Linked DNA regions of Homo sapiens: region 2 is linked to region 1. Evidence: chromatin loops called from intact Hi-C (ENCODE). Cell type or tissue: heart left ventricle. All regions are shown on one strand. Links, peaks and the distances in the headings refer to the core of each region. The heading gives the core; the rest is flanking DNA.

What was found. Hi-C counts contacts between places; a loop is a spot of excess contacts. Peaks named below come from ENCODE experiments on the same cell type or tissue, not always from the same donor. Only the 100,000 strongest peaks of a DNase experiment are listed, where the experiment ranks them.
Region 2: it touches region 1 in a loop (2.4-fold over the local background); 4 of 110 quality-filtered maps call a loop at or near these places.

The regions. Positions count from the first base shown.
Region 1 is chr1:205,904,135-205,913,355 of GRCh38, forward strand. SLC26A9 (solute carrier family 26 member 9) reads right to left here. Exons shown (of 21, transcript NM_052934.4): 21 at 8,918-9,221. Among named protein-coding and RNA genes, the nearest start is that of SLC26A9-AS1, 26 kb to the right of the region's middle. In heart left ventricle, for the core only: a CTCF peak has its summit at 3,840 (motif pointing left); no DNase peak of the experiment used is centred there; H3K27ac peaks cover 449 bases.
Region 2 is chr1:205,846,825-205,856,045 of GRCh38, forward strand. PM20D1 (peptidase M20 domain containing 1) reads right to left here and starts at 3,308. Exons shown (of 13, transcript NM_152491.5): 1 at 3,080-3,308; 2 at 1,061-1,147. The coding sequence starts at 3,248. LOC107985250 (a long non-coding RNA gene) reads left to right here and starts at 7,931. Exons shown (of 2, transcript XR_001738417.2): 1 at 7,931-9,221. RefSeq lists an enhancer at 3,237-3,531. In heart left ventricle, for the core only: no CTCF peak of the experiment used is centred there; DNase peaks (open chromatin) are centred at 2,995 and 3,407; H3K4me3 peaks cover 1,374 bases.

The DNA.
Region 1 (9,221 bases), core at 806-8,805:
GTTCATATGGAGCCAAAAAAGGGCCTGCATAGCCAAAACAATCCTAAGCAAAAAGAACAAAGCTGGAGGCATCATGCTACCTGACTTCAAACTATACCTCAAGGCTGCAGTAACCAAAACTGCATGGTATTGGTACCAAAACAGATATATAGACCAATGGAACAGAACAGAGGCCTCAGAAACAACACCACACATCTACAACCATCTGATCTTTGACAAACCTGACAAAAGCAAGCACTGGGAAAGGATTCTCTATTTAATAAATGGTGCTGGGAAAACTGGCTAGCCATATGTAGAAAGCTGAAACTGGATCCCTTCCTTACACCTTACACAAAAATTAACTCAAGATGGGTTAAAGACTTAAATGTAAGACCTAAAACCATAAAAACCCTAGAAGAAAACCTAGGCAATACCATTCAGGATGTAGGCATGGACAAAGACTTCATGACTAAAACACCAAAAGCAATGGCAACAAAAGCCAAAATAGATAAATGGGATCTAATTAAACTAAGGGATTTTGCATGCAAAAGAAACTATCAGCAGAGCGAACAGGCAACCTACAGAATGGGAGAAAATTTTTGCAATCTATCCATCTGACAAAGGTCTAATATCCAGAATCTACAAAGAACTTAAACAAACAAACAACCCCATCAAAAAGTGGGCAAAGGATATGAACAGACACTTCTCAAAAGAAGACATTTATGCATCCAACAGACATATGAAAAAATGCTGCTCATCAGTGGTCATTAGAGAAATGCAAATCAAAACCACAATGAGATACCATCATGCCAGTTAGAATGGTGATCATTAAAAAGTCAGGAAACAACAGATGCTGGAAAGGATGTGGAGAAATAGAAAAGCTTTTACACTGTTGGTGGGAGTGTAAATTAGTTCAACCATTGTGGAATACAGTGTGGCGATTCCTCAAGGATGTAGAACTAGAAACATCATTTGACCCAGCAATCCCATTACTGGGTATATACCCAAAGGATTATAAATCATGCTGCTATAAAGACATATGCACATGCATGTTTATTGTGGCACTATTCACAATAGCAAAGACTTGGAACCAACCCAAACGTCCATAATAATATAGTGGATAAAGAAAATGTGGCACATATACACCATGGAATACTATGCAGCCATAAAAAAGGATGAGTTCATGTCCTTTGTAGGGATATGGATGAAGCTGGAAACCGTCATTCTCAGCAAACTATCACAAGGACAGAAAACCAAACACTGCATGTTCTCACTCATAAGTGGGAATTGAACAATGAGAACACATGGACACAGGGAGGGGAACATCACACACTGGGACCTGTCGGGGGGTGGGGGGTGGGGGAGGGATAGCATTAGGAGAACTACCTAATATAAATGACGAATTGATGGGGGCAGCCAACCAACATGGCACATGTATACCTATGTAACAACCCTGCACGTTGTGCACATGTACCCCAGAACTTAATGTATAGTAATAATAATAATAAAGAATGTCTACTGTCTTCACTATTATTTAACATTGTTTTGCAGATACTAGTCAAGGCAACTAGATAAGAGAAAAAATTATAGGTATAAAATTTGGAAAGGAGGTACAGTTATAATTATTTGCAGACAGAATGTATAGCTGAAAAAGCTGAAGCAATCAAAAGCAAAACTACTAACATTGTAAGAGAATTCAGTAAGTAATCTGGATGCACAATTAATATACAGAATTGATAGCCTTTATGTATGTAAACAACAACAACCAGTTAGAAAATACAATAAAAGAAATTCCATTTATAAAGGCAGTAAAAAACATTTAGGGTTAAACTTAAGACATGTGTAAGTGCTGGCTGGGCATGGTGGCTCACGCCTGTAATCCCAACACTTTGGGAGGCTGAGGCGGACAGATCACTTGAGGTCAGGAGTTCGAGACCAGCTTGCCCAACATAATGAAACCCCAGTCTCTACTAAAAATACAAAAATTAGCTGGGTATGGTGGTGCATGCCTGTAGTCCCAGCTACTCCGGAAGGCTGAGAGAGGAGAATCGCTTGAACCTGGGATATGGAGATTGCAGTGAGCCGAGATCACGCCACTGCACCCCAGCCTGGGCGACAGAGCGAGATTCTGTCTCCAAAAAAAAGAAGTGTGTAAGAGGTATATGGAAACACTTATGAAATTATCAAAAGAAGACTTAAACAAATGGGAAGAAATACCATATTCTTAAATTAAAAAAACCTACAGTGGTCCCCCACTTATCTGTGGGTAACATATTCCATCTACCCCCAATAGATGCCTGAAACCTTGTATAGTACAAAACCTTGTTTATAGTATTTTTTTGCTGCATATATGTGTGTGTGTGTATATATATATATATGTATATATATATATATATGTGTATATATATATATGTATATATACATATATATATATGTATATGTATATATATGTATATATATACACATACATATTTTTTTGAGACGGAGTCTCGCTCTGTCGCCCAGGCTGGAGTGCACTGGTGTGATCTCGGCTCACTGCAAGCTCCATCTCCCAGGTTCACGTCATTCTCCTGCCTCAGCCTCCCGAGTAGCTGGGACTACAGGCGCCTGCCACCATGCCTGGCTAATTTTTTTTTTTTGTATTTTTAGTAGAGATGGGTTTTCACCGTGTTAGCCAGCATGGTCTCGATCTCCGGATCTCGTGATCCGCCCGCCTCAGCCTCCCAAGGTGCTGGGATTACAGGCGTGAGCCACCGTGCCCGGCCTTTTTGCTGTATATATTATACATACCTATGATAAAGTTTAATTTACAAATTAGGCATAGTAATATATTAACGACTAATAATAAAATAGACCAATTATAACAATATACCAGCATCACAATGCTTGTACTTTGGGGTTGTTGTTATTATTATTATTATTGTTTGAGATGTAGTCTCCTTCTGTCACCAGGCTAGAGTGCAGTGGCACGATCTGGGCTCACCGCAACCTCCGCCTCCTGAGTTCAAGCAATTCTCCTGCCTCAGCCTCCTGAGTAGCTGGGACTACAGCCGTGCACCACCACGCCCAGCTAATTTTCGTATTTTTAGTAGAGACCAGGTTTCACCATGTTGGCCAGGATGGTCTTGATCTCTTGACCTTATGATCCGCCTGCCTCAGCCTCCCAAAGTGCTGGGATTACAGGCATGAGCCACTATGCCTGGCCTATTTTGGAGCTATTACTAAGTAAAATAGGGGTTACTTGAACACAAGCACTGTGATACCGTGACAGTTAATTTGATAACTGAGATGCTACTCAGTGACTAATGAGCACATAGTGTATAAGCATGGATATGCTGGACAAAGGGGTGATTCACATTCCAGGCAGAACATACACCAGGATGGTGCAAGATTTCATCATGCTACCCAAAACAGCATGCAATTTAAAACTTATGAATTGTGTATTTCTGAAATTTTCCATTTAATATTTTTCAGACCAGGGTTGACTGCGGGTAACTGAAACTGTGGAAAGTGAAACCCACAGTTTCAGTTATCCGCAGTAAGGACTGACCTTCCTCTATATCTTGTAGGGTCCATCCTCACCTAGAACATAAAGATGTACTTGGGGGCTATTATAGATGTACTTTGGGGCTAACATAAAGATGTTTTAGGCTTATAGCTTTTGCTTTCTTATTAAATTTTCATAGGTTTTCTTGAATAGATGTGTCTTCATTTGCTGTTTGCCCTTGGGACTATTTCTCGAGGCTTTATTTTATTTTATTTTATTTTAGTAATTTTCACCAGTTTCACAGGGGAGCTGGTCAGTGGAACTCCTCACATTGTCATGCCACTTCTGCAGTGTGCCCTCCTCTGGGGGCCAGTAGCCACTACACCTTTCCAGAACTCAGATGTTGGGATGACAACATCAAGGGAAACCAAGGATGTTGGGAATTCCAAGATCAAGGTGCTGGCAGATTTGATGTTGGTGAGAGTCCTCTTCCTCTTCCATAGATAGCTGTCATTTCACTGTAACCTCACACGGCAGAGGGTGAGATATCTCTGGGTCTCTTTTATAAGGGCACTAATCCCATTCATGAGGACTCTACCCTCATGACCTAATCACTTCCCAAAAGCCCTTAATACCATCACCTTGGGGGTTAGGATTTCAACATATGAATTTTGGGGCAAAACACACAGTCTCTAGCAACTAGAAAGCCTTTCTAATTCTCTCTCTCTCTCATCATCGTTGGTATGAGCTCAATTCTTGTTTTTAATGGTTTAAAATTCATCCTTGTATTTAATTATTTTGGTGCTTAAATTGCACGTAGAGACCACTTTGATCTGGTTCCTGTGACCTTGTAACATACTCCCATCAATTTTTTGGAACAATTCCTTGCTTTCTGGTATAAAAATATGTTCCAGACTTATCTTGTATCCAATCCTATCCCCGCCTTGGAATCAACCATTTCTTTTAAGAAGTTCTGTCTCCTTTTAGAAAGGAATGGTGTTAGAAGCTGAAATCTGGGTACTAGATTTGTTCCTTTTTACTGGGTGTCATTACTTCTTGGAACTTTCAGCAGTCAGCACTAGGAAATATATCCATGTACACACCATTGTTCTGGAGGCTGGGAAGTCCAGGATCAAGTTGCTGGCAGATTCGATGTCTAGTTAGGGCCCTCTTCATGCATTGCTTAACAATGGAGACACATTCTGAGAAAAGTCTCTTTAGGTGATTTTGTCATTGTGTGAACCTCATAGAGTGTACTTACACAAACCTAGATGGTATAGCCTACTATACACCTTGACTACATGGTATAGCCTACTATACACCTTGACTACATGGTATAGCCTATTGCTCCAAGGCTAGAAGCCTGTACAGCATGTTACTGTACTGCATACTATAATACAATGCTAAGTATTTGTGTATCTAAACACAGCAAAAAGTACAATAAAAATACAGAACTATAACCTTATGGGATCCCATTGTATATGCGATTGTCATTGACTGAAACATTGTTATGTGGCCCAGGGCTACATACCCGTACATACAAATGTACATACACACATATATACATATTCATACATATACATGTGCACATAAACAGGCACACAAACATACATATACAATTTTGAGGAAATTGTAGAAAAAGGTGAGAAGCGAGTGTTCTTAGTTATAGTAGGATGCCTATTAGGACTAGTAAATGTAGAGGGTGTGCTGGGATTGGAGAATCATCATTTTGCAATCATCGTAGTATTGATAGGATCAGACAAGAATTGTCAATGGATACTTAACCTAGGGGAAATTTTAATGAGCAGCAGAATATTTGCATGGTCTTAAAGTGTGTCCTCACAAACTATAAGTTGCAAGGGAGAAAAAAAAAACAACCCCAGTAATCATATAGTGGAGAAATCAGGCAATACCCCCAACTGAGTAATCAAAATTAATTTCACCTATGAGAGACTGGTGGCCATTATGTGCTTCCAGATGTGTTAGGCAGAAAAAGACAGAGCATTTCCTATGGAGTATTCTGGGAGAAAATGCAAAACCTCAGTATAATCATAAGGAAATATCAGACAAATGCAAAATGAGGAATACAAAGAAAGGGTGGGTGAACCACAATCTTAGAAAAATGTCAATGCTGTAAAAGACAAAGACGAGTTGTAGACACGTTCCAGATAACAGGACACTAAAACACATGCAACTAAATTCAGTACCTGGCCGGGCATGGTGGCTCATGCCTGTAATCCCAGCACTTTGGGAGGCCGAGGCAAGAGGATTGCTTGAGCTGAGGAGTTTGAGACCAGCTTGGGGAACATGGAGAAATCCTATCTCTACAAAAAATACCAAAAATTAGCCAGGAGTAGTGGTGTGCACCTATGGTCCAAGCTACCTGGGAGGGTGAGGTGGGAGGATCACCTGGCCCCAGAGGTTGAGGCTACATTGAGCTGTGATAGCTCCACTGCGCTCCAGCCTGGGCGATGGAGTGAGACCCCGTCTCAATAAATAAATGAAAAAAAGAAAATAAATTCAATACCTGACTTTAGATTAAATCCTGTGCTGGAGAGGAAAAAATGCTTCATTAGATAAACTGACAAAATTGGTATATGAATGGTAGATTAGATAAAAGTATTGGATCAATGTAAATGCATTAAGTTGATAACTGTACTGTGATTATGTAAGACACTATCTCTCAGGAAATACACACTGAAGTATTTAAAGTTAAAGGACTTCATCCTCAAATGCCTCAGAAAAAAGTTATGCATGTCCACAGAGAGAAAGAAAAGAGACATAAGCCAGTGGTGGTGGCTCATGCCTGTAATCCCAGCACTTTAGGAGGCCGAGGCGGGCAGATCACCAGAGGTCAGGAGTTCGAGACCAGCCTGGCCAACATGGTGAAGCCCTGTCTCTACTAAAAATACAAAAAAATTAGCCAGGCCTGGTGGCAGGTGCCTGTAATCCCAGCTATTCAGGAGGCTGAGGCAGGGAGAATCGCTTGAACCCAGGAGGCAGAGGTTGCAGTGAGCTGAGGTCACACCATTGCACTCCAGCCTGGGCGACAAGAGTGAGACTGTCTAAAAAAAGAAAAAGAAAAGAGAGACAATGAAAGAGTAAATGATAAAGCAAATGGGGTAAAATGTTAACCATAAGTGAACCAGATTAAAGAGCATACAGTGTTTATTATGTGATTTTTTTTTTCTTTTTGAAAACAGGGTCTTGCTCTGTTGCCCAGGCTGGAGTGCAGCGATGCGATCATAGCTCATTGTAATCTCAAATCCCTGGACTCAAGTGATCCTCTTGTCTCAGCCTTCCTGGTAGCTAGGACTATAGGCATGTGCCATCGTGCACAGCTAATTTTTAAAAATTTTAAATTGTCTTTGTAGAAATGGGGGGTAAGGGTGGGGATCTCCTTTTGTTGCTCAGGCTAGTCTCAAACTCCTGGCCTCAAATGATCTTCCTGCCTTGGTCTCCCAAAGTGCTGGTATTACAGGTGTGAGTCACTGCATCCAGCCTCCTGTGATACTTTTAGTTTTGCAACTTTTTATTCGTTTGAAATTATTTCCAAGTAAAAAGTTTGTTTAAAAAAACCTCTTATTTAAACAAAAATCTTTGTTGAAGGAAAAGTGTTTACTTCCAGCTCTGGAAGTAAGAAGTAACTCGCATAATTCTAAAGAATCTGCTTTCATGTTATGCAATTTAGAGACAGAAGGTCTTAGTGTCATCCTGTTTGATCTACCATCTAGAGCAGGAGCTCCTCTGACAACATCCCTGGCAGGTGGTTAGCTTACCTCTTCTTGGGCATGTTCAGGGATTCACAGTCTTAAAATTACCCCATTCCAGTCTAGAATGGTGAGATGGCTGTCTTACAAATGCTTCTATACTACCTCAATATACGACTAATGCCATGTTGTAGTTAGACAACTACATAGGTTACAGTGGGTTTGGAAGATGAAAGGCTAAAGAAATGTACCCAATTCAGATGCTACTTATGTGCCACTCAAAACCCTCCTACTAAGCCTCTGTTGGAATAATGGTTCTGGGTGGTCTTATCTGCCAGCCCCTCCCAGGAGCCATGCCATACCTCTTCCTTCTTGCAGGTGCGTCATTGATGCCCTAGCATGGGTCACCTTGGGAACTGCTCTGCACGCATATCCATGCATCCTACATTTGTTGAAGAGTTAATACCCATAGGGCCATCCTTGATCAATGGACTATGGGTGTGATGGTTAAATGTTTCTCTAGGACAGTTTGCAGATGCTTCTCACAGGGCTCCTGGGAAGGACTGGCGGGGTAGAGCCCCACTTGCCTTTCACAGTGGCTCTTTCTTGTGTTGGCTTTCTCTGCCTCCCTGTTTTCACTCTTGCCCATCACTCCTCTCCCTGAAATCATTGCCTGAATAGCCCATGCAGACTTTTGTCTCAGGTTCTGCATCCAGGGGGAATCAGGCTAAGATAGCATCATTAGAAAAAAAGTCTAAAACTCCTATGAGAGGGATGCTAATTGCTTATTTACCCAAATCCCACAGCTCAGCTGAATAGCAGGTAAAGCAAGATTAGTTTATCTTAAATAAATATCATTTTGGGACTCATTGACTTCTCTGCCTCTGCAACGTATCCTCTTCCTTCAACTGTTTCTCCTTCTTCTAGTTCTCCCCATCTTTTTTTTTTTTTTTTTTTTTTTTAAGAGATGGGGTCGCACTATGGGTTGGCCAGACTGGTGTTGAACTCCTGGCTTCAAGCAATCCTTTAAATCTCCAGAGTTTTGGGATTACAGGTGTGAGCCACTGTGCCTGGCCCTGTGTATCTCCATACCAATGACCATTCATCTCCCTTCCCTCTTTGTTTTGTCTAATCTCTGGTCCTTCATCTCTTTCCACTTCATCCTCTTTCTGTCTCCTTTATGCCTTTGCTTTTTGTTTTTCGTGATTCCTCTTATCTTCTTCCCTTTCTGATTGCTGGTAAACACAGTTGACAGTCAACCTAGCTTGTATGACACTTGAATCCCATGGCTTTGCTCTCCTTGCATTGTCTCACAAACAGGGGAGCGAAAGGTGGGATTAGATTGTGTGCTGCCCCACACTAAGGATTCTGAAGGGTTTGCTAAGTAACGATGGGATCCCATGAATGTGAAAGAATTAGTGAGTGAAAGGTATGCAGAGGGATGATGGGGCTTTGACATCCCCTATAGCCACAAAAATCCAGAGTTGGCTCTAGATACTCGTCCTGGGTGTGTGGACCCCTCAGCCCAATCTTCTCTCCCCAGTTTCTGTTCTTTAGCTGGATTGTGGAAGTTTATGCATTCCCAGGATGGAAAATCGAACCTGGAGAGGAGCTGGGAGACCTACAGAGAAATCTGAGTCCTCGTTGCTTCCCCCGCCCGGGATAATGCAAAGCAAGGCCAGGTCTCTGTGGAGGTGACTTGTTTTGCTTTTCTATAAAACCACCCAAACATGTGCATTTGTTCACAATTCAAATCCAGTTTATTACCAAAATGAACAAAAGGAGAATGAGGCTTAAATTAAATAAATTATGCAAATATCTCAAGAGATAAGGTTCCCAGTCCTCCCTGGGAATTATATTATCACAGGTCAGTATCACTAAGAACATTCAAAAGCATTGAAATTCTGGATTATTTCACTACTTTGCCTCCATCTTTCCTGCTTCAACCAGGTCCAGAAGAGTGTTCTTTTCCAAATATTCCAGCAGAGATGTTTTCTTCAATGTCTTCCCTCTGCCTCATGTGTTTCCAATCTTACCTCCACAGC
Region 2 (9,221 bases), core at 356-8,355, 58 kb before region 1:
CGAAGAAGACTATGGTTTTATCTTGTCACCTAGCTTATCCAGTTTACTGTCACTATACATTTCCTTTCCTATGTTTGTCTCCTATTTAGTAAAGACTTGCAGCCTTTTCAGCCTGGCCTCAGCTTGGCTACTGGGCATTAATCCCTGAGCCACTCATTTTTGTTTTTTCCTTCCTTCCTTTCTTTTTTTTTTTTTTTTTTTTTTTTTTTCAGAGACAAGGTCTTGCTCTCTCACTTACACTCGAGCACAGTGGCACATTCATAGCTTACTGCAGCCTTGAATTCCTGGAATCCAGCAACCCTCCCACCTCAGCCTCCTGTAACTAGGACTACAGGTGCTCGCCACCATGCATGGCTAATCCCAGAGCCATTTGTCCCAGGGTGTTAGAGAGGGGGCTGCTTGCTGCTCCTAGGCCACCTTCTCCCACCTCTGACAACTTTGGAGGGGTTGTTTTTAATTAGATTTAGGAAGGTAATCTCATCACTCTCCATGAGATTTTCATAAGGGGAGGGAGGAGTTCCAAGAATCCTTTTTTCCTCTGACCCATCCTTCCTCAGCTCTGTACTCAATGGGTGGTAGGGATGAGGGAAAAAGACTGATGTTATAGCTCAAAGTTGTTGACTGCCTAGAGGCCTAGAAATGTGTTAGTAATGAATCTGGGGTAGGCCTGAGTACGTGGAGTGTATATGTACCGGTGTGTTTGGGTGTGTAAGGAGGTAGGGGTGGGAGGAGCATGGAACATAGTTCTGGGCAGTTGCACAAGTAGAAGGAAATCCTAGTTCTACTTTTTGATGATTTAACATTTATTGAATGACACACATGTAGGGCAAAATTTGAGAGAGTTTGTACTCTAATGCAATGGCTGGATGAACTCTCAATCTTTGCCCTACATATGGTGGCTTAGTTTTTCCAAGAGCAAATCTACAGTCTCTACTCTGCCTATGGGAATTAGATTGTCCTCTGATCAGTCGCAAAATAAACTTCTTTATCACTTTGTAAAAGAACTGTGTCTCCATTGCTATTTCTACCACCCACCCCTTGCCCCTGATTTGCAGCTGACCTTTATGAATGTATTTTCCGAACTCAGCCAGGGCTGTAGTATTGGACTTCTCAGAGCTAAAAGTCACTGTTGGAATCTGGATGGCACCTGTCAGAGTCAAATAGAGATGAAAGATTGAAAATGAATTAGTCATTGTTTTTTTCTACAGTCCTCTGTGCACAAAAAGTTCTTTTGCCTTCATTATCATATTGCAGAGGGCAAAACACTAATGTGAGGTAGGCGCTATTGTTTCCTCTAATTCGAAGATGAGGGAAAATGCTTGGAGAGGTTAGGTGAGCTGTCTGAGCAACAGGCAGACTATAGATTTAAACCTATGTCTTCTGGGTTTGTTTAGGCTGATATGGTTCTTAAAGGCAAATACAGTCTAAGATTGGAGGGAAGTGGATTTTTGGATCCTGGTCTTGAAGGGAAGCTACTATAAATTGCTTCCTAAGGCCTCACTACCTCTGAAATCACCAATTGCTTTGATGAATCCAAGCTTCATCATTCTCAAGGCACCCACTGTCCTGGGTCCCTACATCAATGAGGCTTGTGTGTTTTTGTATGTAAAGGCTTATTCCTTATGCAGAGTCTCACTAGTCTGTCAACCAAGACCAGCTTTTTGGGCATATAATGCCTGGGAAGGGGTGGATTTAGAAGCCTCCAAACAAACTCCTCAGTCCTAAAATAATCTCACCCTCCTTACTCAGTTGTCTCAGTTCCTGAACCTTCACTGGGCTCATCCCTTTGAGTCTTTAAGACTTTACAGTTTTAAAGAGTTCCATGATCAAAGACAAAACCACTGGGAGGGAAAGCATGAATCATGAGAATATTGAATTAGACTGCTCTCCAAGAACACAGTGCAAACAAATTCACCTGAGGCAGGAAGGGTCTCTGAAAGACAAACTTCATCAGTTTTGCTAAGGATCAACCCTACAATAGCATAGCCCACCAGATAGATGGGGAAGCCGAGGTTCAGAAAGATTCAAGTGCCTACTCAAGGGCAGACCCAAGGATCTGATCTCAGGTGTTCTGTCCCCTGCTCAGAGTTCCAAGCTGTGTTGCTATGAGGTCCCTATTCTAGCTTATGTAGCTTTTGTTCTCTTCTGTGCAGACTGTGAGTGGCTGTCTAATGCCTTTTAGAGAATTATTTATGCTTTGGGAAAGCCCTGCTCTGCCTCCCAGGCTTGTCACTCTAGCATATGAACAATCTATATCCAACTATTGGGGTTAGCTTTTGGTCCCTGCATCTGCTTCTATATGTTTATGCAGGCAGTCTCTCTTAATCCATTACTTAATGAAAGGGAAAAGACTGGAGCTAAGCTGAATGGTAAAGAAGGATTTCATCCCATAGGATCTAGCACTCAACAGAAACTTTCCTGTTTCCTGGAAAATGCAGATTCAGAACAGGGATGAATTTTTGGTCTGGATTAGAGATCTAGAGGAGACATGTTCTTCAATTATGATTGAGAATTAGGAACATCCCACACCCCGGGAACACTCCACTCCCTTTCTTTAGAGCCATCTGATCCCAGCGAGTCCGACAGGCACTAGATGCTGTCACCCACTGCCCACTCTTTGCTGTGGGGCCCTGGGGAAGATCATTTAGCTGACCTAAGCCTCAATTTCTCTCCTTTGTAGATAAGACTAATATCATTTGTCTTATTTTACGACACCGCAGTAATTTATCAGGCATGCAAACTTTCAAAGGTTAAAATTGATGTACAAATGAAAGCTGGTGTAATACTCGAGGCAAGCAGGGGAAAGAATGGACGGTGGTCACGCCAAGAGGGGTGAAGTTGGAGCTTCCAGGTTAGGCAGGGCACACCAGAGTTCCAGGAGCCAGGTATGGGGGAAGTGTGGCGTCCCCAGACAGGGGCACGATGTGCTGGGAAGGGTGTTGGGGCCGGGCTGGGGTGCGTGTCGGGGCTCCAGCTGCAGTAGCAGATGCTTTGCGGCGGAAGCGGGGAGTCACGGGTTGACCTGGGGAGGGAGGGACCCACATATGAGCATAGGTGGGTGAAGGGGACCCGGGTTCACCTTTCAGCGCCTCTTTCATCGCGACGCGTTCCTCTTTGCTGAACTGAGAAGGGATTCGCGACGCCCTTTGATGCTCCCCGCTCCTCGGGCCCATCGATCTGGAGACGGTAGGGAAAACTAGGAGCAGCATAGCCACCAGGGCCAGCACGCAAACGCACCGCTGAGCCATGCTTCTCTCGAGCTCCTGCTGTCAGGCTACCGGGGTAGTTCTGACCTAAACGCCCAGACTAGCGTTTCTTGGCCCTAGCTCTGCTCTTATTCCGGCAAACAGCCTTAGCCACACCCCATATCCAGATCTGACCAATCATCGCTTCGCTAGGACAGCGGAACAACCAATTGACAGAATGACCCCGCCCAGGATCCTTAAGGCCTTTCGAGGGTTGTGGGTTTTCGTGCTGAGGCCAGCAGTTCCTGCAGAGCAGAGGTGAGGTCGGGCTCCAGGCTAGAGTCATGTCTGGTCCGCACTTGATCTCTCACCCATAAATCCTTTCCTGTATGACAACAAATCAAATAAAGGAGGAAAAGCAAAATAAAATGCACGAAGCTTATCAGACCATACTCTGCTGCTCGTTTTTTCCGAAGCTTAGAACCTGACTACAATTCCCTAGATCCTGGGGCGGGGGAGCTCTCTAGGTTCCCAGCTTGATTTCATCTGAAATTGGAACAAATTGCTCTGTTTATAGATACTGCTTTGAAATACCAGCTCAGAGGGTTGGCTCCTGTTTAGAAATTTCATTGAAAGTGCTTTTAATATTAATGTTAACACTACATTTTTGCAACTCTAGACAAGTACAGTAAGACTGAAGGATTTTTAGAAAGATTACTATAAAATATTTAAGAGAATTTTGATGTATAAATAATTTTGATGTATTCCACAAGTGAAATTTTATGGTTATTCAGAGTAGAGGATCATTCTGGAAAAAAGAAAACCTGTCTTATGTCACAGAAATATAAAATCAGATTTCCTGAAGCCAGAATAAATCGTTCCTTTCAGATTTCTTGATGCAATTTTATCTGGCATCACTCTCAAATTTTAGAATTCTCAAGAAAAATTCAGTAAGTGCTATACAACCAGTAAGGCCATATTGCTACCTGTGACCAAAGCTACAGGTTCACAGTCCTGGTGTTTGCATTTCATTTAAGATTTGCTTAAAAAAAAAAATTCAGCCATGTAGTTACTTTTCTTTTCTTTTCTTTTTTTTTCTCTCTCGGTGCCCAGGCTGGAGTGCAATGGGGCGATCTCGGCTCACCGCAACCTCCGCCTCCCAGTTTCAAGCAATTCTCTGGCCTCAGCCTCCCAAGTAGCTGGGATTACAGGCATGCACCACCATGCCTGGCTAATTTTGTATTTTTAGTAGAGATGGGGTTTCTCCATGTTGGTCAGGCTGGTCTCGAACTCCCGACCTCAGGTGATCTGCCCACCTCGACCTCCCAAAGTGCTGGGATTACAGGCGTGAGCCACCACACCCTGCCTAGTTACTTTTTAATAGCAACTTTAAAACAGTATCATGAAATACTTCACATATTATAAAGATATAAAAAATAACATAATGAACATTTCTGGATTCACCACCTAGTTTAAGATTTAGAATGTTAAAAATAGAGTTGAAATTTAAACATGAACATTGACATAATTTTTAGTAAAAAGTAGCTTAATCTCTACCTAACTTTAAAATTTTTTTAAAAGAGACTTTTTATTTTATATATTTATTATTTTTTAAAATTATTATTATTTTTGTAGAGATAGGGTTTCACTATTTTGTCCAGGCTGCTCTTGAACTCCTGGACTCAAGCAACCCTCCCATTTAAGCCTCCCAAAGTGCTAGTATTACAGGAATGAGCCACCACACCCAGCACAATTTTTATGATTGTAAAATTCATGTATATTTATGCCCTTGTGAAATATTTGGAACATTAAGTATAAAGAAAAAAATCACATGCTATCCCAATATCCAGAGACGTTCACTCATCATATTTTGATGTTATCCAATCTTTTTTCTCTGCACACAAATACCCACAAATGAAGGATGTCCCTGTTTTAAAATGAAACAGATGCATATACTGCATCCAAAGTTCTATGTTCTGCTTTTTTTCCTTTAACATTATGTCATAAACACTTCCTGGTCCTTAAATATTCTTTAAATTATCTTATCACATAATATTTGATAATTAAGAGTACGTACAACGTGTATGTAAAGTAAATAATAACATGAACACCCGTGATTTGGAGTTTAGACCTAACTGGTCAAACTGCATTTTTTCTCCTGTCACTGCTCCAATTCTTGCAATCTGTCTAATTCCCACACTGTTCCCAGATCTAGCCAATCATGGAAAATTATCAGTAGCATTGAAGGTGCATGTGTTCTATTGCCTTTATTTTCCAACTCCCTGCCCAAGGTAATTGTATGACCGTGTTGTGTGTTTTAAATAGTTCTACAACATATGTATGATATACATATATGTATAGTGTGTGTGTGTGTGTATATCTTATAAAAATGACATCATGTTGTGTGTAGTCTTCTGCAATTTGCTCTTTTTACCCAACACTGTTTGTGGGATTTATGCATGCTGTTATATCTTGCTACAGTCTATTGACATTATTGTACATGTCTCCTGGGCCACAGGTAAAAGAGATTCTCTGGAATATATATCTAGGAGTGAAAATGCTGTGTTGTACTGTATGTTCTATTTTACAAGAGAAGGCTGAATTATTTTCCAAAGTGATTGGAACAATTTATACTAATCAGCAAGGTAGTGCATAGTATATAAGTTCCTGTTGCTTCACTTTCTCACTAGCTCTTGGCATTGGCATTTCCAATATCTTCATTTTGCCCATTTAGTGCCTGGAAAATATCTCCTTGTGGTATTATTTTGTACTCTCTAGTTTGTTAAAGAGTTTAAGCTTTATTTATTTATTTATTTATTTATTTATCATAGGGTCTTGCTCTGTCACCCAGGCTGGAGTTCAGTGGCACAAGTATAGCTCACTGCAGCCTCCAACTCCTGAGCTCAAAGAATCCTCTTGCCGCAGCCTTCTGAGTAGTTAAGATTGCAAGTGAACACCAACACCTTCAGCTAATTTTTAGAAGTTTTTTTATAGAGACAGTGTCTCTCTATGTTGCCCAGACTGGTCTTGAACTCCTGGCCTCAAATGATCCTCCTGCCTTGGTCTCCCAAAGTGCTGAGATGACAGGCTGAACCACCATGCCTGGCCTAAACATCTTTAAATATGCTTATTTGCCATTCATGTTTCTCTGGTAAAATGACTGTTCATATCTATTGCCCATTTTTGTTTAGAGCTGTCTTCTTATTGAATTTTAAGGGTTTCTATATATTGTGGAGTCTAAAATTTTGTCAGTTTTATTTAAATTATAAATATTTCTCTTCATTTGTGTCTTGTGTTTTTATTTTTTTAATGGCCTTTTGATGGGTTGAAGTCTTAATAATATAGTTGAATTTATTATTATATTCTTTTATAATTAGTGATGTTTTCTTGCTTAAAAAATCTTAACAAATCTAGTCCAAGGTCATAAATATATATATATATATGAATTTTTAGTAAAAAATAGCTTAATCTCTACCAAACTTTAAAAATTTTTAAAAAGATACTTTTTATTTTATGTATTTATTATTTTTAAATTTATTATTATTTTTGTAGAGATAGGGTCTCACTATTTTGCCCAGGCTGCTCTTGAACTCCTGGACTCAAGCTTTTTCCCTTATCTTCGAATTAGAGAAAACAATAGTGCCTACCTCATATTAGTGTTTTGCCCTCTGCAATACGATAATGAAGGCAAAAGAACTTTTTGTGCACAGAGGACTGTAGAAAAAAAAATGATTAATTCATGTTCAGTCTTTCATCTCTGACCATTTGACTCTGACAGGTGCCATCCAGATTCCAACAGTGACTTTTAGCTCTGAGAAGTCCAATACTACAGCCCTGGCTGAGTTCGGAAAATACATTCATAAAGGTCAGCTGCAAATCAGGGGCAAGGGGTGGGTGGTAGAAATAGCAATGGAGACACAGTTCTTTTACAAAGTGATAAAGAAGTTTATTTTGTGACTGATCAGAGGACAATCTAATTCCCATGGGCAGAGTAGAGACTGTAGATTTGCTCTTGGAAAAACTAAGCCACCATATGTAGGGCAACGATTGAGAGTTCATCCAGCCATTGCATTAGAGTATAAACTCTCTCAAACTTTGCCCTACATATGTGTCATTCAATAAATGTTAAATCATCAAAAAGTAGAACTAGGATTTCCTTCTACTTGTGCAACTGCCCAGAACTATGTTCCATGCTCCTCCCACCCCTACCTCCTTACACACCCAAACACACCGGTACATATACACTCCACGTACTCAGGCCTACCCCAGATTCATTACTAACACATTTCTAGGCCTCTAGGCAGTCAACAACTTTGAGCTATAACATCAGTCTTTTTCCCTCATCCCTACCACCCATTGAGTACAGAGCTGAGGAAGGATGGGTCAGAGGAAAAAAGGATTCTTGGAACTCCTCCCTCCCCTTATGAAAATCTCATGGAGAGTGATGAGATTACCTTCCTAAATCTAATTAAAAACAACCCCTCCAAAGTTGTCAGAGGTGGGAGAAGGTGGCCTAGGAGCAGCAAGCAGCCCCCTCTCTAACACCCTGGGACAAATGGCTCTGGGATTAGCCATGCATGGTGGCGAGCACCTGTAGTCCTAGTTACAGGAGGCTGAGGTGGGAGGGTTGCTGGATTCCAGGAATTCAAGGCTGCAGTAAGCTATGAATGTGCCACTGTGCTCAAGCGTAAGTGAGAGAGCAAGACCTTGTCTCTGGAAAAAAAAAAAAAAAAAAAAAAAAGAAAGGAAGGAAGGAAAAAACAAAAATGAGTGGCTCAGGGATTAATGCCCAGTAGCCAAGCTGAGGCCAGGCTGAAAAGGCTGGAAGTCTTTACTAAATAGGAGACAAACATAGGAAAGGAAATGTATAGTGACAGTAAACTAGATAAGCTAAGTGACAAGATAAAACCATATTCTTCTTCAGTTTTTGGGTATCCACAGAATTATATGTGAATTCTTCCAAAAAGCCCAGAGACAGATAAAATTTATTTCTCCTATGTAGCTAAGGTCACTTGAATAATTGACCCTGGGAACATCTACACCTGCATGCAGAAGCACCTTGTGCTAAACAGAATAATCTGTGTTCACATAACACATACACTAGATGTGTGGCTTTTTAAAAAGAAAAATGTCTCTGAACTTTTTAATATAATATTTAAATATAATTTGGTTAATGAGGCCTACTAATTTAATATAATAATTTAATATAATTTGGTTAATGAGGCCTCCTATGGTCAAAATTTAATGCATCCCTCATCTGCATAGCCCTTTAACACATACTTGTGATAGCATGTTATAGGTCTGACCAAGCCTGAGCTTGAGATATTGACCATCTTAGTAGTGAGTCTTTTTTTTTTGAGATTGAGTTTTGCTCTTTTCACCCACGCTGGAGTGCAATGAACTTAAACTATACCCTAGAACAAATGGACTTAACTGATATTTACAGACTATTCTACCTAACAATTCAGAATATACATTTTTTTCATCAGCACATGGAACATTCTCCAAGATAGACCATTTGATCGGCCACAAAACAAATCTCAATAAATTTAAGAAAATCAAAATTATATCAAGTACTCTCTCAGACTACAGTGGAATAAAATTGGAAATTAACTCTAAAAGGAACCCTCAAGACTATACAAATATGTGGAAATTAAATAATCTGCTCCTGAATGATCTTTGGATCAACAATGAAATAAAAATGGAAATTAAAAAATTCTTTGAACTGAATGATAATAGTGACAGAACATGTTAAAACCTCTGGGATACAGCAAAAGTGGTGCTAAGACGACATTTCATAGCATTAAATGCCTACATCAAAAAGTCTGAAAGAACACAAATAGAGAACCTAAGATCACACCTCAAGGAACTAGAGAAACAAGAACAAACCAAACCCAAAACCAGCAGAAGAAAATAAATAACAAAAGTCAGAGCAGAACTAAATGAAATTGAAACAAACAAACAAAAAACAATACAAAAGATAAATGAAGCAAAAAGATGGTTCTTTGAAAAGATAAAAAAAATTGATAGACCATT